Linked DNA regions of Homo sapiens: all the other regions are linked to region 1. The links are chromatin contacts, found by Hi-C or POLR2A ChIA-PET in ENCODE. All regions are on one chromosome and are shown on one strand. The core of a region is the stretch at or near the end of the contact, and the rest is flanking DNA. Distances in the headings are between cores, read along the strand shown.

Region 1 (5,689 bases), core at 708-3,207:
TAACTACTGTTGAATTTAGCTTTGGTTCAACACAGAAACTGGTCATAATATTCTCTTATATTTTGTTTCAGAAAAATTATTAACATTATATTATGGTTAAACAGTTTAGTTTAAAATATTAATTAATGAAGATAAGACTCATAAACACTAATTTCATTTCATGGGAGGCCCTGAAAACATTAATGGCTCTTTTGCTCATCAAACACTTTGAAGGTATCAAAAGGGAAATTTACCTTGAAAAAGTATCCTAATCCCTATAAATTTTTAATTTAAGAATCCAGAATAAACACTGATTTTTGCAACACAATTTTCTAAAGTAATGAGTGTAGAATTTATATAATTTTTAAAAGTCTAAATTGTTTAGAAGTTAAGACTTCTATTCAGGTTGGAGAATACTGCCTTGGCTGTTGTGAACCAAAATTTTGTATTGCGACTATTCATACAGTTGGGTAAGTTTATGTTGAATCAAAAAGAAATTGGGTCATACTTGATAAGGTTTTAAAATATCTTTTTTAACCAGAAGCCTAAAAACATTTAATAATTTCTGCTTGTCCCTTCTGTTGTCATCTAATTGCTTTTTATGAGAATTTCTTGGATTCTGTCTCTCTATATGGCCTTGTGCTTGCTACCTCAATGCCAGGCAAAAGAGCAGCCCCTTTGATGGATGTCAGCTGTTAAGACGCCTTAGTTCATTCTGTTTTTACCCACTCCCCCAAAACCAAAAAAAAAACTGTAACCTATTTTTCTTTTTTTTTTTTTTTTGAGATGGAGTCTCGCTTTGTCACCCAGGCTAGCGTGCAGTGGGTGATCTAGGCTCACTGTAACCTCTGCCTCCCAGGTTCAGGTGATTTTCCTGCCTCAGCCTCCTGAGTAGCTGGGATTACAGACGTGTGCCACCACGCCCAGCTAATTTTTGTATTTTTAGTAGAGACAGGGTTTCACCATGTTGGTCAGGCTGGTCTTGAACTCCTGACCTTGTGAACCACCTGCCTCGGCCTCCCAAAGTGCTGAGATTACAGGTGTGAGCCACGGCTCCCAGCTGTAAGCTATTTTTCTAAACCATTAATTTCCTAAGAGAAGCCATTGGAATGAGAGATAAAATAGGAGTTTCATTTATTATGCAAATTATAAGTAGAGAGTAACGGAGGAAGGAAAAGAAAGGCTAGCCACAGTGTCATTATTAAAATATCCTTTGTGATGATGTCTATACTACCAACAGGGCTGAGGTCTGATTTATCTCCCAGCTAGTACATTTGCATCAGTTGCCCAAGCCACCAATGAAACTTGTTTCCATTGTCTCCTATCCAGTAGGAGACAGCACATTTGTCAACCCATTGTATATTGTTTAATCCTTGCTATTTGAGTAACTGTAAACCTGGGTTAATGCTTGCTTGTAGTTTCTATTATTCCATATTGAATAATTAAATCTAAATCTCTCTATGTACCATTTGAAGACAGGGTGAAAATATTGTTTGACGGTAGGGTGTACTAAAATTAGAGTGATGTGGTTTGCTTTAGTTCCTAGACTATGAGATTCATTTGACACTAATCTAAAAAAGAGAGAACTCTACTTATACATATATAAGTGTGTGTGTGTGTATATGTGTATATATATATATAGATAGATAGATATATAAATGTGTACGTGTGTGTGTATATGTATATTTACCCCGCACATCTCTCAGGATAACTCTAGCCTCTCCCAGGATATGTACTTATTCCTCCCCAATTAAAAATAAACACAACAAAAGGAAGTAGGATAAACTTACTCCTTAGTAGGCTTACAACTAAGAGGTGGAAGGAGGCAAGGTCAGAAGAGCCTTGGGTGCTATTTTGGAAGAAAGGGAAACAGGGCCTACTTAACCACCCTTCCATGACCTGTGGTTTGAGAAACACAGCTCTGAACAGTTCCCACACAACAGCTGTTTTTCCGCATCACCATCAGACAGGAAGTGGAATGGCACATAGAATGCAATTTATAGGATCTGTTCTCTCAGAAAGTGAAACAGGATCTCCAGGCTATTAAATTCACGGTGGTGCAGGAGCTGAACTCACTTATTAAACAGAATTGTCTGCCTAGTAAAAGAAAGCTTCCATTTGTGAAAAACTAAAAAGTTTTCAGAAGTATTATGCAAATAGTTAAGCAGTCACTGGGTTTAAACAAAACTTATTTTTAAAATTTAGAGACATTTTGATCCATTTAATTCTCAGAAAAAGATAACAAACTGATCTTAAAAAACCGCACCAAAACCTATGACTGTATAAAAACCAAAGGCTCTATTCCCTCTAGGACCATGCAAGAAATGGCATCAGAAATTCCAGCCACATTTAAAATAGGAATCAAAATCTATCTACAATGCTCTGCAGACCTGGCTGTATTAACTGCATCTAATTCTGGGGCTAAGCTAATACTAAAAGGTAAAGATGAGAAAATAGGTAATGTCCATTTTAATAAACAGGTATTTTTCTATTTTGGATGTTCCATCTAACTCTGACTATTCAATTAAAGTCTTATTGTCAAAACTCTTTGCTCTGCCAGTGTGATTTGATTTTGAGTCTCTTGCAAAATCCATGTGCAATTATTTCCCTGGCATTCCGGTAGCTATCTGCTGGTTTCCCAAAAGATCCCCAGCCCAGGAGCCTGTTGACTGAAGTGATACCTCTCCCAGAGTGAGAAGCTTAGTGTCACTTGTGTTCCATGCATAATTTTTTTGATTGAAATGAAAATTTAAGCTTCCATGCTGTGCTTGGCAATCCTTGTTTAAGAAGTGTCTAAGAAGAGTATATTCAAGAATGATCAAAAGAACCATCTGTAGTCCAAACCAATAGCTCCTTTGCATTCTTGGAAGCAGTCTGAAGAATCTCCCAAGTCTGCTAGCTCTCTTCTTACTTCAGTAAATTTATGAGAAAGTAATAGCCTCAGGGTCTCTGGGTGTACAGTTTGCTTGTTTCCTTTGCCATTGTCTCCTTAGCCACTTTATGTTTCTTGAACAATTCTATGAGGATGAGTATATTCTCCAGATGGCCACTGGAGGGCACAAAAGTACAATGTTTGCCTTCAAGTTAGGCCTTTGTGGTTTTGTTCTTCATGTGAAACATAATCTATGCTTAAGATATTCAATTAGATATGACATTTTCACTTTTAGAGCACAACTAGTAAATATCTACCTTATCATCTACCTCTTGTCAGTTATATTCTGAATGAGATCAAAACCAAAAGTTATGTTTCTAACATTACTATTATAAAAATGTATATTAATATATTTTCATTCCTTTCACCTTTCATATTTTAAAGTTATCCATCCAAATTCATGATTTGAAATTTTCACAAGGAAATTGTTTCACTTTGAAACATGTATGAATGTATGAATACCACCAAAGTGTATTCAGACATCTTCCCATGGGGAAAAGAGAAAATATTGAGGTGATATTGAAAAGTACACTGACCTGAGATGCACAAAAGAAAATACTTTTATTTTCTTGTTGCTTTAACTATCTAAATGCCTGTATATCTCGCTTTATAGCATAGAATGCTTATAGCAAGTCAGCTTCAAAATATACTTTTTTTTTTTTTTTTTGAGATGGAGTTTTGCTCTTGTCGCCCAGGCTGGAGTGCAATGGCCTGATCTTGACTCACTGCAACCTCCACCTTCCAGGTTCAAGAAATTCACCTGCCTCAGCCTCCCAAGTAGCTGGGATTACAGGTGCCCACCACCATGCCCGGCTAATTTTTGTATTTTAGTAGAGATGGGGTTTCACCACATTGGCCAGGCTGGTCTCAAACTCCTGACCTCAGGTGATCTGCCTGCCTCCACCTCCCAAAGTGTAGGGATTACAGGCATGAGCCACCATGCCTGGCCCAAAATAGACTTTGTATTTAGAATAATACATCTCTCCAAAATGGCATCTTCATGCTGGCATTTTTTTTTTTTTTTGAAAAAACTTTTATCATTATTTTAACATAAAAAATCATGTGAATTATTGCAGAAACTCTTAAAATGCATATTAAAGTTACATAATAAATAACCGTGACAATATTCAAAATGACCCACAAATTATAAAACCGGCCTACTGCTTTCATAGCAGAAACTGTTCCCTCAGTGAAAGGCCTCCTGATTGGTTACCTGCTCCATATCTTCTTCCTATTGTCTCTAGATTTAACTTTCCAAAGCACATAGTCATGTTAGCTGGGCTTTCCTCATTACATTTGTATCAAGTTGGAATTCCTTTGGGGGGCATTAATGGAACTTCGCTGTGTAATCTTTATCTGGCCTCTTTCTTCACAGCCACTCCTTTCAAACTTCATGCTCTAGTCTCATAGGGCTATTAAAGAATCCTTAAATGGTTTGTTTGTGAAGCCATAGCTACTATTTCTTTAGAAAATAAAAATAATTTCCAAGAGTAATTGTACTTACTGCATGCTAGCTACTACACAAAGTGCTATACATACATACTCTCAATCTCGCTCCAAAGTCTGAGATGTGTTTATCTATGACCTCCATCTTATAGGTAAGGAAATTGAATGTTAGTGCGGTGATGATTCCTTAGATGTCACTGTATGTGTGATATCAAAGTTTGTGCATCTAAATGACACCAGCATACTGTTCTCTGTTTGCATATTTTCATGCTGCTGTGGATTTTGGGCTAAATGAGAACAGTGAGAGATGTGCACCCAAGTTATATCCTGGTGGGTAATCTGAAATCTTATTACTTTCTTTTCTTCCAAGCAGAACCCTTACTTCCTCTATGCTACTGTTGCACTTTTGGGTGTCAGCAAGTTGGATACTTATGTATTCACACTCCTTTGTAGAGTAGGGGATCCTAGAGTTTGGGGAGGGTGTATATTCATCTCAGTGTCTTAATAACCCAGGAGAATGGCTGACATATTGGATGGGATCTGTAAATGAGGACTCTCCCATTTGCCAGACTGTGAAAAAAGTAGGCTTATTCCACATCGTAAATGCTCATCAAATTTTGAAACATATACATTTTATTTTCTAAAAAGGTATTTCTTGTAGATGTATTAAATGTATGTTTGGTTTTCCTTTTAAGATTTCTAGGCAGTGTTATTTGTAAATATCAAGGATGTGTTACGTTAGTATTATTTATAAGTTATTTATAATGGAGGCACTTAACATTTACATTTACATAGAGGTAGAATACAAAGTGAATTTCAAAAGACAGCTACCTAAAGGATTTGTCTCTGCTCTGTGGTTGGTGTGTTCTTTCACAGTAGCCACTGCCTCTCTTCCAGTCTCTCCCACTGCTGAGTCAGAGTCCTGCTCCATCTCTGTAGTGACTATCCCATTCCTGGAAGCCGGATGGCTCTACTAAGCTACTTAGTTGAACCCAGCTTCCTGCTCCCAATCCCCACAAGTCCAGTGAGATAAATGGCTCTTTTTTCCCTAATGAGCAACAAAGCACATCCTATGTCCCTGTCTGAACTGGTTCCAGCTAGGATTTCATGAATGCATTGCTGCTATGTTAAAATGGACTCTTCCTTATGTTGGTCACCAAGACTTTTTCCTTGAGCTTCACTAAAAAGAAGCTAAGATTTGCATTGAGTCTGCATGTTAGGACATAGTGTCATAAATAAGGTATGACGTTTCCATGACGAGTCTTAAATAAACCCATAACAAATTTTTTACCAAACAGATTCAGGTGAGATGTTTCCTGATTTTCTTCACAT
Region 2 (5,497 bases), core at 2,552-5,051, 270 kb after region 1:
GAGAATTTCATTAAGCTAAGGTGTGATATGTTTTCTAAGTGTTTTTCTCAAACACATGCAAATACAAAGCATTTCAAGTGTGGTAAACAAACTGAATCTAACAACCACTGTGTGTAAAATATAGAGTTTCTTATAGGAAAGTACAAATTTTTTATTATACACATTCATCTTTCAAAGCACTTGTATTTCTTTTTTTAATTTTAGTAAATTCAGTAAAGCATAATCCTTGCAATGTTGGTCTAGAAATGCAAGTCATTAATTTAATTCTTGGTTCCTAGGCAAAATCAGAAAAGCAAAGACTGCATGCATTCGTCTCTACTTCTGGTTCATTTCATATTTAGACAAAACACCTACTTATGTACCAACAATCCAGAAAATTGAGCCTATTATTTTCAATGGATTATTACATAATTGTCATTTCAAAAACATTTTCTAAAAATTTGGAGACTGCTTTGATTTTCATGGTTTTTTAAGGAAACTTGGGATCCTCTAACTTTTTTATATAACTACATTTATGCACTTATGATTCCACTGGAATCAAATGCACAGACTTCTTGATAGAAAAATAGGTCTGGTTGTAACAATAATTCATTAGTAAATCTTTAATAATTAGGAGAGAAAACAATTTCCTTCATTCCAATCCTAAAATGGATTAATAAATGCCTCATTTTGCTCAGTGGAAATCCATATCAGAAGATAAAAGGGGCAATTTCTTTAACACAAAGTCACAGTGATATTGATTGTCACAACCAAGAAAGCCTGTAGTAATTACTAACTATGCATAGTTTGAATAATATAGAGGATACAGAATTTGAAATAAATAATGGCCAAACAACTGAGAAGTACTACACCACTTACGTTTTTGTTGATTTCAGTTCAAAAGTTAAAAAAAAAACAAAACCGCACACACAATATGGTGTTTCCATGGAGAATGTTCATTTAACATTCATTCATCAAACATTATTAAGCACTTACTGACACACTGCCAGGCACTGTGGTAGACTCTGGAGATACCTCGGTACACAAAGACAACAGCAAGTACCTCCCGAACTAACTGTTGTCATGAGTAATTCCTTTTCATCGGTCAGTAGTCACCACTCAATTAACAGCCTTGGAGTGGAGGGTTGGGGAGGCCAGGGATTAGGGCAAAGTAGAGAAAAGACATTTACTGAAAAAAGTCCTTTGATGATGCCAGCACACTGCTACAATTGGCAGTTATTGGAAACTGAATGCAAGTGAAAGAAACTGATTTTGTTTCTCACACTTTAAAAGCCTGCACATGTCACTTCTACCTCTACATTGACATTTCTGCCTGGAAAACAGTTTGAATGTGTGTGAGATTTTGGGGGGCGAAGGTGAACCACTTTTATATTATTTTCTCCTTGTAAATTTCCTACGACTTGTTAAATACAGCACACAAATTATAATCTTCCATTGGTGACATCCCTGCCTTTTCTGCAGCCATCATTTCTGATCTTACCAACAGGATTTTAACTACAGGAGGAGAAAATAAACTCTTGATTGCTAACAAATTTTAACTTAAACATAGACAGAAAAAGCTAAAGAAATTTACAAAATGTATGCATTTGAGCAAAGGGCATTTAGAAGAAACAATGAGTATTAAAGTAGGAAATATGCCTCTGCAGCAGGCATGAGTTGGTTAGATTCACTTGGATACAATAAACATGTATTAATCACACTGTCCCAGGCTCTGTATTAGACATGGCAACAGAATGGTTAAGATAAATACTGCTTTTTGTTATATCCTGACCTTTAGAAATGACTTTGAGATACATAATTATTTTCATTTCCATTTTACAGATGAAGCAAATGAATCCCAATAAGGCTGTGTGGTTCAATGCTACATAATTAGTAAGTGACAGGGTTGGAACTCATATTCATGTCCTCTGATTCTAAGTACAGTGCTCTTTCTGTACCATGATGCCTCCTTTAATCTCTACTTCTAATTAAAAACTACTGCTAATATTATTTACACTAAGAACAATGACACTTAATATTTATTAAGCATTTGCAATGTGTTAGGCACTGTGTTAATCTTAACTATATCTAATCTAAATATATTACCTTATTAAATGATCACAAAAACCTGATGAGTTAGGTTTTTATACCAATGAGTGAATTGAGGCTAATGAAGTCAATCATATTGTATTGTCCAAAAGAGCCTAAAGTCCCCCAGCTAGTAAGTAGTAGAGCTCAGACTCCAACCCTAAATGTCTGATTCCAAAGCCTGTGTTCACAGCCAGCACAAGTGATTCCCAAATTTGCCTGATGAAAATGCACATTTGGATACTTAACAAAAAATACAAATGTCCAGGCCTTTGCTCCTAGATTCTGATTTAGTAGGTCGGGCAAGCAGCCCAAGATCCAAATTTTTAACAACATTTGGACAAACATCAGGTCAGTTTAAAAAACCCACATTATATATTGAAGTTGATGTCAACTTCTCTAACTTATCCTCTAGCAGAGGGATTGGCAAGCTTTTTCTGTAAAGAGCCAGATAGTAAACATTTTAGGCTTTGTAGGCCAGTTTCTGTTGTAAATAGTCATCTCTCCTCTTGTAGTTGGAAACTAACTACAGAAAATATGTTAACAAATGGGTATGGCAAGGTTCCAATAACACCTTTATGAACACTGAAATCTGAATTTCATATAATATTGATGTGGCATGAACTATTACTCTTCTTTTGATTATTTTCAAACAGTAAAAAATGTAAAACTATTCATAGGTCACCACTCATACAAAAACAGGCATGCTGGATTTGGCCTTTGAGCTATTTTTGACCATAACTACTCCAGTTACCTTTCTCTTAGAGGTTCGTTCCAACTAGAACAGTAGTTGATAGAAAATTATTTCCCCAACTTATGCCTACTGACATTTCCAGTTATGTCCCCATTGTTTTATTTTTTTTCCTTTCTGTCTCCTGCCTTCTCATCCCAATGTCTGGAAACTATCTCATTTTAAATTCTAAGATACAAAAGAATATTCTTCTAAAAATTCTGTGAATAGTACCATAAGGTCTTTGGAAAAATAAACTCATAAGTGAAAATATATTTATTATAAATACATGTGTTATAAGGAATAAGGATCTCTTGCAAACTATTCAGGCCATATCCAAAAGTTAAGTGAATTTTATCATTTCTGTGTATTATTAGCAACAGTATTAAGCTTAAGAATTTTAAGAGAAAAACATCTGGCAGGCAACCATCTAAGTTTATTACATGTGGGTTGGCTGTGTATCTCTGGAAGTCAGGAATCTTTTGCCTCATAGCTTTAATCAATATATAATCACATTCTTTTGGCCTTCTACTTCACTGAATCCTTTTCTAATAAGATGCTGCTACTGAGAGCAACAGGAGGCAGCCAAATGCCAAAGCACATAGGGGCAGGTCTCTGGTGAAACCACACCTTCAAGCCAAAAAAAACAGCCTGAAGGCTGAAAAACCCAACTGCTGGTCCTGGATGAAACCCATGACCCAGAGGGATAACTTCTGTTCCTGGTTGCCCACCCTTCCCCGACTGATTTTTTTCTGAATAATGCCTTTTATCCAATTGAATGTTGTCTTTTCCCATACTACCTATGGCTTGCACCTCCCCTATTCTGAACCCATAAAAGCTCCGGGACTCAGCTACACTGGGGGACTTTCCCACCATTGGGGGACCACCCCCACGTCCGCTCTCTGCAGAAAGTTATTTCATCACTCAATAAAACTCCCTGCCTTGCTCATGCTTCAATTGTCAGCATAACCTCATTCTTCTTGGATGCTGGACAAGAGCTCAGGCCACACTGAGCGCAGGTACCCAGAAAGACTGTCCCACTGGCCTTTTGCCCTTGCCAGTGAAGGGCAGCTGCTCCATGCCATGGGGCCAGGGACTGACTGAGCTGCTGACGTGCAGCTGTCCATGGATAGTGGAACTAAAAGAACTAATTAGCATACTAATACCCCCTCTGGGGCTTCAGGGTCATTGGCACCCTAGTTCCTGGTCTGGCTGCAGGCCCCACATGAAGCTTGCTCCTGTGTTGTGCTTGGAATGGCCAGCCAGATCCCGCCCTGGCTCACTCACGTGCTCCCTTCCGCAAGGGGCAGAGCACTGTGGGCTGGGTAGACAGGGTGCCCCTGCTGCGAGTCTGGCAAAGTGGCCGAAAGAAAATTCCTGTGTCACTACAACTTTCTCTCTTCCAAAAAGCCTCTCATATAAGTCTAATTGAAAACTTGTAATTTTAAACAAGTTTTATTCAGTATGTACTTGGTGATCTGTAGTTTATCACTTGTTTTTTCTCTAGTTTATATTAATCACTAAGAGATATGCTTTTAATTGTCAAGAAGAAATATTTTGCAGGGTTTAATTATACATAAAAGAGAAAAGATAGATGTATATTTGGAGCATATGAGTGTATTTCAAGAGTATGCTATGATTTTGTGAATAAAAGGCATTGTGACATTTGAAAGCCTAGAGAGTCTTACATACTTTCATGAATGTGAAGGATGTAGGAGTTATGTAGTCCAACTTTTTCTTTATTTTGTGCTTGACTCAAAATCTTCATCAAGAAAAGTAATTGCTAAAATGCCTTTGGTGACAGGAAGCTCAATAAAGACTGTAGCAGCTATCACCTTCCTCATTTTAAACTGAAATGCTTTCCTTGAAATCTTCACCCAAGCGCTCCTTGGACATAAGAATTCCAAATATAAGTTGATGGCATGACATAACAATGTATCTGGAAATGCTTATGGCATGTATACATGTATGATTATAATCTGAGAAGACACCCTCTGACATGATGATGAAATTCAGAGTAAAATGAGGCTATTCATGTAAACATGATTTAATTTATGTCTGCAGGTAAGTCGAACCTGGAGACTTCTTGATTAAACAAGGGACATTATATTAATTGAGAATTATTTTATCACAGCTACCACCCTGGAAGCAAGAAGTTCTCAATAATCAGGCTGTACTCTAGCCAATCTTATCTCTGATACCTTAACATACCTTTAATTCCTGAGTGACAACTCTCTTGGCTATCACTGTACACATGTTCTAGGCATTTGTTGCTTTTCTTATCATTTCCTTCTGACATATGATGCTCTTCTACTCTATTGTACCAATCTAAACCAAATTTTATTTATATATATATATATTTATTTATTTATAGACATGAGGTCTCCCTGTGTTTCCCAGGCTGATCTCGAACTCCTGGTCTCAAGTGATCCTCCTGCCTTGGCCTCCCAAAGTGCCGGGATTATAGATGTGAGCTACTGTGTCCAGCCTAAACCAAATTTCTTATTCAAAGCCCAATGCAACTAGGTTTATTCCTTCCATTAAGCCCTGTCTCACAATTCTAGTCCTCAAAAATGCAAACCATCCCTTTTTGAATCTTGCCTCCTAAAAGACAACATATATGCTATTTTGTTTTACATGTTAAATATTTCTTAAGTGTTTATATGGACACCTTCATTAAATTGTAGGCTTCATGAGGGT
Region 3 (4,991 bases), core at 1,162-3,661, 340 kb after region 1:
AAATTATCTATATGGTATACTGCCTCAAAACAAATCTTTTCCTTCCGCTGTCTAAAGGCTTAGCACAACTCCTAAAAATAGATGGTGTCTATTTCCCCCTTAAACCTGGGCTGGCCTTGTGGTTTGCCTTAACTAATAAATAGAATGGCTATGCCAGTTCTAAGGCTAGGTGATAAGAGGCCTGGTACCATCAGCTCCAATCATTTTTGAATCCATTCAAATTTCAAGAAGCTCAGCTAGACTACTGAATTATGAAAGATCATGTGGAAGAAGCCAGTTTCCTGCTATTTCAGCCACCCAGATGAAACCACAGACATAAGTAGAACCCCAGCTGAGCTCACAGCTGAATGCAGCTTAGTGACCCAGCTGACATGTGGAGCACAAGAACCACTCAGCTGAGCACAGCCAATGCACAATTATTTAATATATAATCATGAGAAATAACAAATTGTTGTTTTAACAGTCTAAGGTTTGGGTTAGCTTGTTATACCTCAGTAGATAAGTGAAACACTATTTGAGGCCATGTATGATCTTCCCGTTGATGTCTCTAATCTTAACTTTCAGCCCTCTCCCCTTCATGCGCACTACTCTAGTCACTCTGATCTTTTCAATTCTCAAATATAACCTGGGGCACAGGATCTTCACATATGCTGCCCTCTTTACCTGAACTATGCTTCCAGAGGCCCCTCCCCCACCCATCCCACATACTATCTGCCCCCCTTTTCTCTAAGTAACTCCTACTTGTCATTTACTCTTATACAAGCCTTTTATTTTTTCTTTAGAGCACTTTCTATAATTATAATTACTTGGGTAGTTATTTGTTTAATGTCTGCCTTCCTTCTAACCTAAAAATTTACTGAAGGCACCCAGCACAATTTCTGGCATCTAAAGATACTCAATACTTAATTCTTGAATTGATGAACCGATAGGTTGATTGCAATAGAGCCAAAAGCAAAACTGTGTCTCTTGCCTCATACATTAGTGTTCTTGTCCTTGGAATTTACCATCCTCCTCTCCATTTGTGGGAAATCAGTGTGAGGTTTTACTGGGGAATATCTTTTGCATTTTAAATCCAGGATATGAGTGGATACAATTTTTTAGAGGAGGACGTTTTTAAAAGATTAACACAGCCAAAACCAATACAGGACTTTTATATTAGTTACCAGCTTCTCCTTCTCTAAGATTCTCAGATTATTCCATAATTCTTATTTACAAAGCTTTATTCCCCACAGGAAACCAGAAAGATAGTAACTCTTAAATGGAAAAATGGGGACCTGGCAATTCCAGTGGAGCAGACCATTATTCAATGAAGTGTACTCAGGAGGTAAGACAGAGCAGAGCCAGTAGACTTAGTCCCAGACACAAGGGCTGATTTCCACCCCAGACCTTGCTGACAAAATGTCATCAAGCTTCATAATAATTGAGCTCTAACTCAATTACATAATGTAAGTTTCAACTAACTCACATTATTTAATCTTTTTTTTTTTTAGCTCAGTTCTACATATGGACAATGGGCTAATTACTTTCTATTTAATTCCTAAGATAATTATAATGACTAAAATACTTTGTAAAATGTAAACCATAATTTAAACATATAGTATCACACAAAATATTTTTTAATCAAATACAATAAAATTTTCTTGTGCAAACGAGGTATCTCTTTCTGATGTAAAAGGTGGAGGCTGAGAAAATACGTCCAGAAGCAAATATCCAATGGATGTGCAGGCTGGTACTGTGCAATGCAGAAATCTCACTTACATTCTGCTCCATGTAAAGGATGCTTGCTAGAATTGCACAGGCCACAGCCTGAGGTTCTTTACATAGTGGCTACAATTTCCTTGCTTGCCATAGTGGCCCGCTGTGGGATTCAGGTAGTATATTTGTGAAATTCCTTCCACTGAGTAACATCAATCGGATTTCAGAACCCAGATGCCCACAGGTGGCATTCAATTCCACTGTTATCTAGGAAAAACTGCAGTTGACTTCCCTAACTTCAGAGACCTACACTCAAGCCAGCAGGAGGAAAGATAAGCTCTGGATGGTGGCATCAGAAGACCTATATACTAAATCTACACATAGGATTTTTGTTTCCTACCAAGGGAGGCAGGTTTAAAGTCATGGACACATAGCTCTAACAGCTCAGTTGGGTTGCTCACACTGAGAGAGATGTAGACTTACAGAACTTGAGTAAAAAAGAAAACCTCAGAGAAAGTGACTCATGGTAGTTTCCTTGTCTGCAGACAATTCCCTCTTCTGTGCCTCAGGCTCTTACAGCACTTTATACTTCTGTCTACAACTTCTCACAGATGGACATGAATCATAGTTCTGTATGTGTTTGGTTCCCAAGGGATAGTAAGAGACTTGAGGCCAGCAACTTTTCTCGTTCATCCCAGGGTGACTCAAATGAAATGGGCCTCCTTGAGTCAGCCCTGAACTCACCCCAGTTCATCTTAAGACTAACAGCACAGTTACATAGCAAAGTGAAAGCAAAACAAAACTAATCAAAGGATAAAATGTTTACAAATATATTATAGTCCAGGTTTCTGCTATTTTTTAAAAGCCCAGATCATGTCACAGAAGTCCACTTAAGGATGATTACAGCCAAAAACAAATTGATATTTACAAGCAAATACATGTTGATGCTGGTTTCTTTCTATCTCCTGCCTATTCTGTTTTGATGTCAGCTTGAAATATTTAGAGGTTGACAAGGACAGAAACCAAAGGCCCTGGACTTATTGGACAGTTATAGATAGGTCAGTAATGCTGCCTCTGTGTGGGAAAGCTGGCAATAATGGGATTAGACATGCCAGTTCCATTTGCAGAGGTCTGGTTCTTAAATAAGTGACTCAAATGCTTTGTTTTGTCACTGCATTAAAGTCAATATGTGTGTGTCTGTTCTCTCTGTATGTTGATTTCTCTTTGACAGAAACTCATTATGAGAGACAGCTACTTAGGTGGAAGCTCATTTGGAATTCACCAAATAGCCAGCTCTAGTCAGTATGGGAAGAAAGGAAAATGGCTTGTGACAGGAATAAATCCTTCAATAGAAACTGTTGGTATTCTCCTTCTGGTGAGACTCTGGGGAGTAACAAAATTAGATGGTGAGTAGTTTCAGAAAAGGAGGACCTCAAGCAATTAGGCATCTCTTAGAAAGATGATTACATAGACCTATGGTATAAGGATAGGGTCCTTTCTTATAAAACTTTTTTTCTTAGTGATCCACCAAGGAAAATCATTTAGAATGGTTGTATGAGTAGTTTTATCTGGTATAGGGACAGCTAATTTGCTCTGAATATTTTTACATCCACTTTCTAGACTGATGTTATCCATTTGGTATAGATTTGCCACTTACATATTGAGAGGAGGTTTCTTACTGACACATCAAAGCAAACTTCCCCCTGTTCAACATAGTATATTGAGCCAATCAAAATAGTTGTGAAATAATAAAGTGTTCATACTTTAATGGTGAGCAGTGCTGGATACACACACACACACATATATTCACACATATATACATACATGCACACACACACATATATATTGCTTTATATTTATATATACATGTTTAAATTATATATGTTATTTATTACACTGTTAAACATTATTTATGCATTTCTGGTTAATGATGTCTAATATATACTTGGTAGCATGTTAAAAATATTTTTTAAAAATTGAATTATGTTAACTTAGTCATATGCTATCCTGAGAAGTAAAAAATACATATTTCTAGGACAATTTATCCATACACATGGGCAATAAGTTTATTTCCAGTGTTAACTGATTCCTCAACTATTGTAGTAGTGGTATCTTTCTGAAATTTCATCTTACTTTCTGAGTGTGCTAAGTTGGCCTAATTGTGAGACACATTCATTTAAAAAAGTAATTCTAATCTGGATGCTGCCACCATGAGGTGGGAAGTTGGGAAAAAAGAGAATATACTTCAAATTATCTTTATGGGAAAGTTAGTTGAGTATAACCTGAGGAAACAGCATGTCTTAAAGAATAGGGCAAAAATCTTTCAGAAGAAAAATCCTCTTGGTGTAATCTTTTTGAAATTGGTTCAATCTTCTTTACATTTCTGTTGCAAATGCTATTATGGAAAGATGTTCGGTGGTTATAGGCCAGTGATTACAGAGATTGAGTGCTGGGGTAATAAAGAAGTGAATTTTGAGGTTTTTAAAAATGCATATTTTACTTGGAAGCATGAGCTTTTGAAAACTAAACTGCTTTAAAATATAAAATATGTAATCAAATACAAATTCTTGTCAGAAAAATGCTGCTCAACAAATTGTACCTGTTTGCACTGATAAGCAAGGCAATAAGAGTTCTTTAGATACCATCATGCACTTACTTGATGGGAAAGTATAGAAATCCTACCAAAAAAAATCTGAAAATAAAGCTTATCGGGTTGTTTAAAGTTGTTTAGGTGAGAATCTAGCTTGGATCATAAAACAGTTAATCAGATGATGTTAGTATTCATGGCAGGCTGAACCTCCTGAAAAGAAAGATAATCTGGAAAGCTGGGTACAGGTGGTAGTGCACCACCTGTAGTCACAGATACACAGGAGGATTGCTTGAGCTCAGGAATTCAACACCAGTTTGCGCAACATGGGAGGGTGCATGGGGGGAGAAAGACAATCCTAAGAAAGGACCTAAATTCACACACAAAAAGGGACACTCTGCCAGAGTGTTTTGTTTTATGTGGGGTTCTCCCAGAAGCAGATCTGAGCCAAGGATTTGAGTGTGAACAGTTTATCTGTGAGCTGATCTCAATAACCATTGGTAGGGAAGGAAAGGTAGTCAATGGAGTTTTCATTACTAGGCAAATTTCCATTGTGGGGAACTGGAGCTTGATTCTGCTGGGTAATATTAGGAACCCAGGTAAAACCCAGGCCCTAGAGTTATCCCACCCCGGTGCAAGGGAACTGGGTATATCATACACAAGTTCTCGCTGGTCTCTGGGTGAGTGGTGCTCCCAGATTCATTAATTT
Region 4 (5,717 bases), core at 1,317-3,816, 350 kb before region 1:
GTCGCATGTCCACATGCACCCAAGAAGGATATGGAAATGGATGAGAGAACCCAGGGCTGGAGAGCCCACGCTGTGGAATGAGAAGCACATGGCTGACTTTTTCTGGAATAAGGAAGACAAGGCAGAGATCTTCTTGGATTGACAAACAGAGGTGGGATAAGAATTTCTCAGCTGATGCTGGTGTATACAAATGACTTGAGGGAGATTTATGTTCCCCCTTCCACTCCTGCTCTCAATGCCTTTGCTGTCTATCAACATCCTAGAACTTAGACACTAGACCTAGGGAAAAGTTTGGGTGAAGGAGGGGTGGCTTCAGTTGCCTGAGGAAACTCCGATTACAACGAGATTATTTTAAACTGATTGTGATTAAGAGTCTGCCACTAATGGAACAACATAGGCTTGAAATAGAAGTAAAGTTATAACAAATACAGAAAATTTGATTTTTTGAACACATATGTTTTATACTAAAATTTGTAGCCATTACTTATTGAATAGCAGAATTGAGAAAATGATACCTATCAACAATTTTTCACCTATTTTTCCCCAGTGAAGTGTGTTCTCTTAACCAGAGGTAAAAATAGTCATTTAAAAATAATCCTAATGCCCACCAATGGGATATTTGAGTATTTCCCCTTTGTTTTAAAACCCTGGGAACCAAATTCCCTGACATTTTAATTGTTGGCTGTATATTCAAATGGAGTTATGTCATTTGCTAGAAATTTTTATTTGCTCCTTTGAGATTTAGTCCTACTTGCTGTTCAATATATGCATCTTTCTTCTTTTGTCTATTTATTTTCTTCACTTCCTCTGACCTTCTAGTACTTAAACAGCATCACTAGAACGAGACCTCCTTGTATGCTATTCCTTAGTCTGCCAGTGATAAAAAAGAATCATTTAAGTATACTTCCATAGAGGCCACATGTGTACCATGTATAGTGCTTAATATAAATCATGAGGAGAGGGCCTCCAGCATCCTATGAATAGTCTTGAACTTGGTATGCTGTAATAGGTAGTCTTTGATCCAAGGAAACCCACAATTGAATTAGCAGAGATGATTTCTTTTTTGCTTTCTTCTCTTTCTCATGCCCTTGCTAGATCTGTATCTCAGAAAACTGTATCCCTAGTGACATATGAGGAATCATTCTATTTGCAATGTCTGCAGCATCTCTGACTCAGTAAGTGACTATTAGCAAGGGAAAGTAACAAAGCTAGACAGTTCAAGAGAATAAAACTTGTCATGGCTCTATGGTAATAGTCTTTCATTAGTCCAGGGTGGAGAATAGAACAAAATGATCGTAATAACCAAGCGATAAATCAGATTATGGTAAGGATCCCTCTCTACCACACTGACATTTAGATTTAAATTTTGCTTAATTGAACTCTAGCCTTAAATGGCCTAGGAGGCTAGTGTTATATGGAAGACATTTATAACAAACCTCCCAGCTTAGAACTTTTGGTCTAAGTTATCTGTTGGCTCTGACTTTCTGCTGCTATCAAGCTTCCAGAGAAAAAAAAGGGACCAGGAAGCCATCCAAGAAGCCATAAGCAAATGTGACTTAAAATGATGGGTTATAAATGGCAGCTTTCTAGGTGTTCTGCAAGCTCCATATGAATACAAATTATACCTAAACTTTTCTTGGGTAGCCGTCCCCCAACATTTTAATTTAATTTTTATGCTTTGGCTTCATCTTATTTTCAAAAGGATTTAAAGTGACTTCTAAGATAAATAAAACATTTTAAATTGATATAAACTAGGAATAGGTAAAAATGAACAGAAAGAAGTATTTGTACATTAAGTGAGTTAGGAATGAGTCTAACTCAAAACTGAACATCAGATGGTCTTATGAATAGACACAACATACGTTCTAAGTTTATAACAAGGGAAGGAAAAAGGGATACCTGATGGGTTAGTTATATCTGATCAGTCAGTGTGTCCATATGCTCATGACAATTATTTAGAAGAAACAAAAGGAAAAGCATCTGCAGGATCCTCATGTTGGAAAAATCCCTCAGCCTTTGGCACAGAGTTAGATAAATAGTAGGCACTTGAAATAGGCTTACTAGTTAATAGGACAATGACTACTATCTGAAATTATAATTATAAAAAAGAAATGTTTCAAAATGGAAAGAAATTAAAATCAAGGAAGTTAATGCTCTTGTAGTATATTTAAGTACTAAAATGTTTCAGAGCACTGTACCAAATTTCCGGGGAGGGAGAAAGTACGAGCTCCATCAACCTAATGGGAGAAATAACATAAATCTCTTACCACGAGATGTAAGATAAATGTTAATTTCTATAATGACAAATACAGTACTGTTATATGAAAAGCTCATTGACCTGAGGGCACTACTAAGAAAATGTTTCTCTATTTTTTTTTTAAATGTTTTTACAGTATTTTAATAGTTTGAATTCCTAGTCGGGGGGAAATTATCATCTACCCATTTCCAGCAGGGGGCAGAATTACCATAGAGGAGGTAGATGGTATAAAAATATCAGGAAACAAGAAACAAAATCAAGCAGAAAAGTAAAAAAAATAGTTTGTATTTCTTGGACTCTTTCCAAGTTGACAAATATTTATCAATTTTTAAAAGTAACAAAAAGTTCTTCATGAAATATTTAGCTATTGCTACACTATTGTTTACTACCAAAGGCAATTTCTTTCAGCTACACAGTAGGAAGGTTGATTTTTGTGCAATGCTTTACAGCGTCAAGTTCTTACTGTTCCTATATGTCAAGGAGAGCAGTTGAAGCTTTACAATGATTTCTACAAGAAAATGATCCCATGTATGCTTGCTTTCTCATACTGAAGACATCTTAAGCTTTGTTGAAAAGTTCTTATCTTTCTAATTATACCTTCAATCAATGAAATAGAAAATGAAATAGAAAGTTGCAGCCAGTGGAGTGCTGGTAAATGTTTAACAACTGGGTCTCAAAACAAAACAAAATAAAACAAACAAAACAAAACAAAACAAAAGAGGGTGCGTGTGTGTATGTGTGTACATCATCTTGTAATAACTTTTGAGTATATAAGAATGTGTAAGCTTTTGTTGATTTTTCCTAACTCTTGTAATCATAGCCAACCCATAGCTGCAATTGACAAATACATGTGGTTCTGATGTGAATATTGGCTGCGATTTTTCTTTCCTTTTTTATTTTTTTTAACCCATTAAGATAAAAGTGGCCCTAACACGGTGGTTCACGCCTGTAATCCCAGCACTTTGGGAGGTGAAGGCAGGCAGATTGCTTGAGGCCAGGAATTTGACACGAGTGCGGCAACATAGCGAGACTCCATCTCTCCAAAAAAAAAAAAAAAATACAAAGAAAATTAGTTAGGTGTAGTGAAGGGTGCCTCTAGTCCCAGCTACTTGGGAGGCTGAGGTGAGAGGATTACTTGAACCCAGGAGGCGGCGGTTGCAGTAAACCGTGATCACACCACTGCACTCTACCCTGGGCAACAGAGTGAGACTGTCTCAAAACAACAAGTAAAAATTTTAAAAAGATAAACGTGAAACAGCAAGACCAATGTCAGAACTTTCCTCCTTCATCTATTATGTGAGTGATGTATATGCTGAATCAGGTAACAGTTTTTAAGTGTTAGAAAACTATTTTCTCAATTTTTTGTGCTGCACAGTATAATGTCTCCAGACATGACTCACTTTTAAGTTTAATCTGCATTATTAATGTTTCCTGTATCACTTTCTTAAATAAAGACAATAAACAAAACAATTAATCAAGCCCTGATTTATAGCATTTGCCTGCTCTGTGGGTTAAGTGATATGAATACTCTCACCATGACCCATTTCAAACTACTAATGCAGTATCACTGAACAGAGTTGAGAAGAGATGCTCAATAGCTCATGATTATGTATTATTGCTACCATATAGATTCAGTAAGGAAAATTACCTAGACAACATAGGTGATACTAAAATGTATACAATATTTAGGAAGTGCTGGGTTTTGAGTATTTATTACCTTTGATTTTTAATGTGATAGGTTATATGTGCCAGCTCCAGAACACCACTGATCATGAGAAACTTTGTGAACTCTTAAGACAAAAGTGTAACACGAAAGGAAATAAAATTAACACTAAAGACTTGGAAATAAAAATGGAGTTAATACATTTCTCCATTTAGTTCTATTAACACTAAGATTTACAGAAGCGTTAAAAGAAATGCAATTCCTTAGGTCAATATATTTCATTTCTTGAACATGTGGAATCATACCTAGTACATTTGTGTTTTCCCAAGATAAGACATAATATATAATAATCCTTTTGTGTTCCCTCCAAGTAAAGTGATTTATAGGTGAATGAATAGTATTATACCAAAAATGTTTATTAGTATTTTTCAAAAATTATCTTTTTTGAAAATTTTTTTTAATACTTCAAAATTTTCAGAAATATTTTCTAGCTGGGAGATAAAGATCATCCTAGCCTTCTCTCAGCTTTTTCTGGCTGTCTTCTAGCATATTTATGTCACGGCTATAGCACAAATTGGGGACAGTTCTACACACAAGAAAATGATTCTGAACAGAATTTCTCAGGTTCATTCTGGCTGGAGAAATTTAGGCCACATGCTGACCCCTGAAGTTAAAGGTGAAGTTACTTTCTATTTAAACATACGGACTCCATTCAGAAGAATGAAATTCTAAAAACTGTTAGAAAGAGTGGAGCAAAGAATGAAGGCCAGATAAGAAACCAACAAATGCCCATTATATCTTCTACTCCAAAGTCATTAAGGAATACCATTTTGTTTTAAACATCAAGTTTAAACTTCTCTGCTTTCAAATTCTGCCACATTTTGCCCCACTCTTAACTACCCAACTTTACTTCCCACCAATTTCTTTCTATCCTTGACAGGCCAGTCTCACTCTTCTAGGACTTTATAATGTTTATACCTGGTTTTGTACCTCATTGTCTTCTCTACATTTGGAAGATTCTTTCCTCTTTCCTCTTTTCCAGTAATTAGCCATTAAGGCCCAATTCAAAAACTTACATTCCATTTTTCTTTCCACTGTGAATGATCACAGTTCAATTCAATTAAGCATTTGTGTACTAAGCAACTAACGTGTATGGTAGAAGATTTCTTAAGAGCGTGGTGAGTTGAAGATACTTGTGAGAAATCTACAAACAGCTATTTATGAAGAAGCTGGAAAATTGGAGATCTAGAGTTACTGAGAGTTTAGGACCAAAGATAGAGACTTATCCACATAAGTACTGAAATAGAAAGTTTGCCTAAGCTAAGGCAAAACTATAGAGAAAGAAAAGAAGAGAACTAAAGACAAAATAGACACATAAGAAGTGAGGATATGGAGCAAACCACAGCGACTGAGTAGTGTCAGAGAAGAAGAAGGAAAAATCTGTTCACATAAATCAAAAAAGGAAAATATCGATTAAAAAGGAAAATATTCAAAGGCATCTAACACAGTTGAATTAAGTATGTGAACTTTGGTTTTCTGGATCTCACCATTGTCTGACTGTAGTTTCTACTTCATTTCAATGTGATAAAATATAATTTGATTTGTGACTGATCAAACATTGGATTAGATCTACCCCAATCCCATTAGACCTGCTCAGAGGAAAATGGACCTTGTGCTATAAACATAGTAATCTCTTCCCTTTTACAGGGTATATGGCAGACAGTTCCCAAAGATAAGCATATGAAAGAGACATGCCATCCCAAAGTATGTCTTTTTTGGCAATTAATTTCACTATCC
Region 5 (5,657 bases), core at 1,806-4,305, 320 kb after region 1:
TTATTCATCAAGGAAATAGAAAATAAAGAATAAATATAATAAGTAATGTATATTATACATATTTTAAATATACATCTATATCATAGAGTTACATTAGATAATGGCTACAGAATTTTATATGATTTAAAGATGAACAGGGTAGCAGTTATTACAATGGAAAGAGGGGCAAGTTAAAAGATTAAACAGGGTAACCAGGATGTCCTCACTTTAAAGGTAAGATCTGAGCAGAAACCTGAGAAAGGTGAGGGAGATAGATAACTGGATTCTGGGGAAGAGCATCCAGGCAGAGTGAACAGAGTGAGCCAAGGGTTTTTAAGTGCCTGGTAGATTCCAGGAGTAGCAAAGAGGTCAGAGTGTCTAGACTTCAGTGAACTGGGGAAAAGAGGGAGATTAGTAGACATCAAGAGGTAAGGGTGGGGTCAGGTCACAAAGGGGCTTATAGATCATTGTAAGAGCTTAGCTTTATTCTGAGTGAAATGTAGAGCCATTGCAGGATTTTCAGTCTAGGTGTGATTTATCTTATTTACACATGAAAAAAAAAAATCCTTCTGCCAGTTTTAGGGAGAATAAACTGTAAAGTAGTAAAAGGGGATGCTGGTAGACCAGATGAGAGTCCACTGCATGACAGAGGATGGAGGGCTGGACAGCATGGAAGCAAAGGAGGAGATGAGGAGCAGCTGGGCTCTGTTATATTTTGAAAGCAGAAGCAACATGATTTCCTAGTAGACTGAATGTGGAATGAAAGAGAAGAGAAGAGACAAGGATGGCTCCTTGTGGTTGAAAGGAACCAATAAAAACAATTTAATTTTTAAATATTCAATAAGCGAGTTATTTTCTAAGTTAGTAATAAAGGGTTTGATATTTTCAAAAGATTATAGTTTTAAAATATAACCAAAGAATATCAGATTTAGCCCCATATCTATAAGCCAAAACATCTGAACAAACAGAAATCTGCAAATAGTTCAACAATGTCCTCTACCTAGGAAGAAGCATACAGAGTTATATTAATTATCTCTGGGAAGCATATGGAGAAGAGTAGCCTTCTGATTCTCATATAAGAAATCATCTCTGCATCAAATTAGTGCCACCAACATTGACAAGTATTGTTTATTTCTGTGCCAGTGACTTCCTTACAGAATAAAAGAATAAAAGCAGAAATCTCGGACTTACTAAAAAAATCAATCCATATTGATGAAGGATTAAAGGTCCTCAACCTTATAGCTACCTAATTATTCCCCTTAGCAAGCTTATTAGACATTTTCTGCATCAAGTATACTTTTCTCCCTTAACTGGATGATTTGGCATTTATCCTGGTTCAGTCTATTATGCAATTGTCTTATAACTGGTCTTTCTTCTCTTAGTTTCTTGTCCCACATCTGACTTCAATCTACTTTACACATCACTGCCAGATTTATTTTCTTTTAGCAATGTTTAGCCCTTATCACGCAATGGCCACAACCTATTAATAGCTGTCTATTATCTTGCCAGATTAGGAGAATTCAAATTTATTTTCACATAAAAATACTTTAAATAAAGCAAACCACTCCTGAGATACAAAATATACTGTATTTTTATTACATATGTGATAAAAGTTTAAACTCCTTATACTGGAGAATTGTATACTGGGTTAGCATATGAGTTTTAGAATCAAAAGAAATCGGGTTAAGTTTAGGCTCTGCTACTAATTATTAACTATGTTTTGGCCAGTTATGTAACCTCTCTGCATCTCAGAATCTTTTCTTTTTTTTTTTTTTTTTTTTTTTTTAAGAGACAGGGTCTCGCTCTGTCACCTAAGCTTAGCCTCCTGGGTAGCTAGGAATACAGGCACATTGCACCACACTTGGCTAATTTTTATTTTATTTTTTTGTAGAGACAGGGTCTCACTATGAACCCAGGCTTGTCTCGAACACTTGGCCTCAAGTGATCCTTCTGCCTCAACCTCCCAAAGTATTGAGATTACAGGCATGAGCCACCATGCCAGGCCTCAGATTCTTTACCTCAAAAATAAGATGATATCACCTTCTGCATAGAGTTGTGGCAAACACAAGAAAAATAGTAGGTATGACATATTAAGAAGGTACCTGGCACATAATAAATGCTTAATAAAGTTCAGCAGCTACCACAATTATGATACAGTATATGCAAAATGTTCTGAATGCTGTTATTATTTAAGACCTTCAGTAATCAAAACAAATTTCTAGTACATCAGATATGAACCTCAGTCTAGACTCAAAGAGTGCTGGAAATATCCTTTTCTTCATTTTTAAAATCAAATCATATGTGTTTGATTTGGAGTACCAGCCTTTCTTTTTCAGGAAGATATTAAATCACATTCATTGTTTAACTCTTCCTCAAGGTCCTACCTGAATCTAGGAAGCGTGTCATGTCCAAAAGGTGGGGAGCAAAATTGTTAACTTCCCTGCTATCAATGTCACAAGGGGCCCTTGGAGTCCAATGGCTCTCTGCTTTTGTGTGCACAGAGGAGAAAGGGAACCTCTGTCAGGCTGGGAGCTCTGGTGCTTCAGGTCAACCTCTCTAGGCAATTGCACGCAGAGAAACCCACTCTTGGGGAAATTTCTCCAAGGTCCTTGTCTTTCTCCATTTGACTCCAGACACTCTTAGATTCCAATGAATCTAGGCTTTAAAAATACATAAGAAGCACCTTATCTTCTAGACGCTTCTAGTATTGACCAAAAACCCTGAGACCAATAGACGGAAAGAGCCTAACCACCTGCTTGGGAAAGGAAAAAGAGAACAATATAGGGAAGATATTTTAACAATTTATATTTGAATAAACTGCCCTACAGATGGATCCCTAGCATTTTCAGGACTCTGGTTCCCGGTGCAGCCAAGCTTTGTCTACCAAAATCAGTCCACTCCAAACACACAGAAACCGTGGCCTTTTGGCCAATGCTCAGACATGGGTTGGGCAAAATGACAGGGCAGGAAGAAAAAGCCTGGGAAACAGGCCCATGCAGATACTGGAAGTGAGCTCAGGAACATGTGGGCAAGAAATCCCAAGGTCCTGATTCTTACTCCAGAAGGGATTGGGCAACACACATTCTCTTGATTCCCCCTGAGGAAAGGGACACACCCAGAAGAAACTGAAAAGTTCAAGGACAGGGCTCTAAAGAGGAGCCTTTTGTCATCTTCACTACTCATCCAGTTCTGTCCTGCTCTTGCTAAGAAAAACAGCCAAACGCTGCCCTTCTCTATGTAAGCCTTAAGCTTTATGCCTTTTCTCATGGAAACTCAATTCTTCGACACCTCTCCATTCATTCAATAAGTCTCAGTCCAGATGATTAATTTAATGTGGCAGCAAATATAACAATTTTTAAATGATTCAAAAAAGAAATCTGTGAACTTTCTCTATTATCCCTATAATTCTCATTTAGACAAGAGTTCTATTCTCATCAGTTAGGCATCTTCCTTATCATCGTAACTATAGCAGCATGTGTAACAGATAGGCAACACTAACTCACTGAAACTCAGTGTTCTCATCTCTAACATACAAATAAGAAGTCAGGCCAAGCAATACCAGATAGCTGCCATAAAATAATAGAAGAGAATACATTTAAAATTAAATCACTATACAAATATCAGTTATGAAAACAACACAAATCCTAAAACTGTTGTCTTTAAAACCGTCTTCTAAAACTACACTATATCTAACTATGAACTTTCAGATTTCATTTTAATGTAATTCAGTTCAGCAGATTCTTATAACAGATCTTTGGTCAAAATGTCCTGGGCCAGTTGTTTCCGAACCGTAAAGTCATTGGATACCCTGATTCAAGAGGTCATAGGGTAGGTTCCAAGAAATCACTCTATTTTGTTAATTGTTGTAGAATATACTTAACATAAAATTTGCTATCTTAACCATTTTTAAGTATACAGCTAAATGGCATTAACAATATTCATATTGTTATGCAACCATCACCACTGTCTGTCTCCAGAACTTTTTCAACATTACCAGCTGAAATTGTGTACCTGTTAAAGAATAACTAGCCCCTGTCAACCACTAGTCTACTTTCTCTCTCTATGAATTTGACTATGGCAGGTATCCCTTAGAAGTAGAATCACAATATTTGTCCGTTTGTGTCTGCTTATTTCATCCAGTATAATGTCTTCAAAGTTCATTTATGTTGTTCTTCTACTCAGATAATTTTAACGTGCAGGAAGATTGATAGCCTTACCAGTCAATTATTTTCATTTGGTATATGATAACTTAAAATAATCACTAAAACACACAAACCTATTCCAACTTATTTTCTGAAGTGTAGCCAAGTTTTTCAGCCTGCATTCTGGTTTATTAACCTTTGGATTCCCATATGTTTGTAGAAACTTCTTCAAAACTCAAGGACAACTGCTTCTGGAAATTGGCCCCTGACAACTTTCTCTCTACATCTAAGTAGGCATCCCACCTGAATAGCACTTACACTTGTATTGTAACCATCTGTTGGTATATTTGTCTCCTCTCTAATATATAAATTCATTGAAAGTCCTGCTTTTGTAGTAAATAGTAACAGGACACTTAGAATCAGGGGAAAAAAAAGGCTTTGAATCCCAGCACCTTCCCTTCCTAGCTGTGTAACTACAGGCAAGATACTTAAAGCCGAGAAGCTTCCTTAGTTGGAAAATTAAAACAATAAAACTTAGCTCATGGTGTTGTTGTTATTATTAATAAATATGAAATATTTGGCCAAGGGGCTGCTGTAGGGTAAGCACTCAATTAAAGGAACACGTCATTTAGCTTCTGTAATGCTATACTTAATATAGAGCATGCCATGTAGTGGGTACTTAAAACATTCAGATTGAAGGACTATATGCAATAAAGCCAAATGCAATGAAGCAACAGTGGTTCTGACCCAGGGTCACTAGACAGGATTACACAGTTTGCAAATGTACAAAGGCACCTGCAGGGGGCCTGAGTGAGGGCTGAAATTCAGCCCATTCACTCTCTGTATGCCACCCATTGTGCCCTGACAGCAGCTTCATCAGCCCAGAGGAGGGAGCACATCTTATATTTCAAAAAAGGTGCCAAATTTATGATTACCCTGGTCTGTGTAAAGTATCTTCTGCTTGCTATTTTTCAGGAACCACAGGAATATTTCCTTGAGGCTATTTACTTGAGACGAATTCAGAAGAGAAACATTTATTGACAGAGTTTTCTTATAAAAGGCTGTTACAGCAGCCTTCTAAAAAACTCACTGAAGGGCTAGGTTTGAAATCAGCACTCAGGTTACTCTGGTGCTCCTGTCAGAATGACCATCAGGAAGTGAGGCACTAATCACACACTTTATTAAATTGCCTCTGAAATGCTTAATAGCATCTAATGCAATGGCTTATTCAAAAGATCACACTGCACCTGATCTTTGCTCTGTAAGTTTTACAATTGCATATGCCTGCATCAAAAATAAAATCATATACATTTTTATGGAATTAAATAAATTACATCTGGTTGTTAAGAATGAAAAAGGAATGTATGACCTTTTAAATATTTAATGGCTGCACTAATGGTGATGTGCCTATAAGGTTTATCCCCAATTTTCTTCCCAGTCTTCTGAAACTTGGGAGGTGATCCCCCACTCCTTGTTCTTCAACAGTGTTTCTCCATGGGGCTCTATTGGCATTTGGGACAGCACACATCTTCAATG

Evidence for each region. Hi-C counts contacts between places; a loop is a spot of excess contacts on that map. ChIA-PET counts read pairs that join two places held with the same protein, here RNA polymerase II (POLR2A). Pooled maps may share reads with other maps.
Region 2: a map of heart left ventricle shows a loop between it and region 1 (2.8-fold over the local background). The contact joins two enhancer-like sites. A Hi-C loop is called at or near these places in 23 of 168 maps with a recorded cell type or tissue (A673, CD4-positive, alpha-beta memory T cell, CD8-positive, alpha-beta T cell and 18 more), 23 of 37 single-sample maps with no recorded cell type and 33 of 50 pooled maps.
Region 3: a map of Caco-2 shows a loop between it and region 1 (5-fold over the local background). The contact joins two enhancer-like sites. A Hi-C loop is called at or near these places in 2 of 168 maps with a recorded cell type or tissue (Caco-2 and chondrocyte) and 6 of 50 pooled maps.
Region 4: a loop to region 1 is called in a map of PC-3, with 14 times the contacts of the local background. The contact joins two enhancer-like sites. A Hi-C loop is called at or near these places in 4 of 168 maps with a recorded cell type or tissue (Caco-2, PC-3, endothelial cell of umbilical vein and 1 more), 1 of 37 single-sample maps with no recorded cell type and 5 of 50 pooled maps.
Region 5: a map of PC-3 shows a loop between it and region 1 (2.4-fold over the local background). The contact joins two enhancer-like sites. A Hi-C loop is called at or near these places in 1 of 168 maps with a recorded cell type or tissue (PC-3) and 2 of 50 pooled maps. POLR2A ChIA-PET finds 5 or more read pairs at or near these places in 1 of 52 experiments (PC-3).

What each region holds. Positions count from the first base shown.
Region 1 is chr10:52,213,284-52,218,972 of GRCh38, reverse strand. The region is part of intron 9 of PRKG1 (protein kinase cGMP-dependent 1); the gene reads right to left. The region is part of intron 1 of LOC124902425 (a long non-coding RNA gene); the gene reads left to right. Among named protein-coding and RNA genes, the nearest start is that of PRKG1-AS1, 98 kb to the left of the region's middle. RefSeq lists a silencer at 5,210-5,504 and an enhancer at 5,132-5,633. Within about 2 kb of position 1,957, at least 6 of the 41 ENCODE cell types and tissues checked have a DNase peak (open chromatin) inside an H3K27ac peak, as active enhancers do; they include PC-3 and gastrocnemius medialis, where a contact is called at or near this core.
Region 2 is chr10:51,949,120-51,954,616 of GRCh38, reverse strand. The region is part of intron 5 of PRKG1 (protein kinase cGMP-dependent 1); the gene reads right to left. Among named protein-coding and RNA genes, the nearest start is that of CSTF2T, 250 kb to the right of the region's middle. Within about 2 kb of position 3,801, at least 3 of the 41 ENCODE cell types and tissues checked have a DNase peak (open chromatin) inside an H3K27ac peak, as active enhancers do; they include gastrocnemius medialis, where a contact is called at or near this core.
Region 3 is chr10:51,876,756-51,881,746 of GRCh38, reverse strand. All of the region lies in intron 4 of PRKG1 (protein kinase cGMP-dependent 1), which reads right to left. Among named protein-coding and RNA genes, the nearest start is that of CSTF2T, 180 kb to the right of the region's middle. RefSeq lists enhancers at 2,107-2,166, 2,267-2,336. Within about 2 kb of position 2,411, at least 5 of the 41 ENCODE cell types and tissues checked have a DNase peak (open chromatin) inside an H3K27ac peak, as active enhancers do.
Region 4 is chr10:52,563,905-52,569,621 of GRCh38, reverse strand. The region is part of intron 1 of LOC124902426 (a long non-coding RNA gene); the gene reads right to left. The region is part of intron 1 of LOC105378305 (a long non-coding RNA gene); the gene reads left to right. Among named protein-coding and RNA genes, the nearest start is that of LNCAROD, 96 kb to the right of the region's middle. Within about 2 kb of position 2,566, at least 2 of the 41 ENCODE cell types and tissues checked have a DNase peak (open chromatin) inside an H3K27ac peak, as active enhancers do; they include PC-3, where a contact is called at or near this core.
Region 5 is chr10:51,892,754-51,898,410 of GRCh38, reverse strand. All of the region lies in intron 4 of PRKG1 (protein kinase cGMP-dependent 1), which reads right to left. Among named protein-coding and RNA genes, the nearest start is that of CSTF2T, 200 kb to the right of the region's middle. Within about 2 kb of position 3,055, at least 11 of the 41 ENCODE cell types and tissues checked have a DNase peak (open chromatin) inside an H3K27ac peak, as active enhancers do.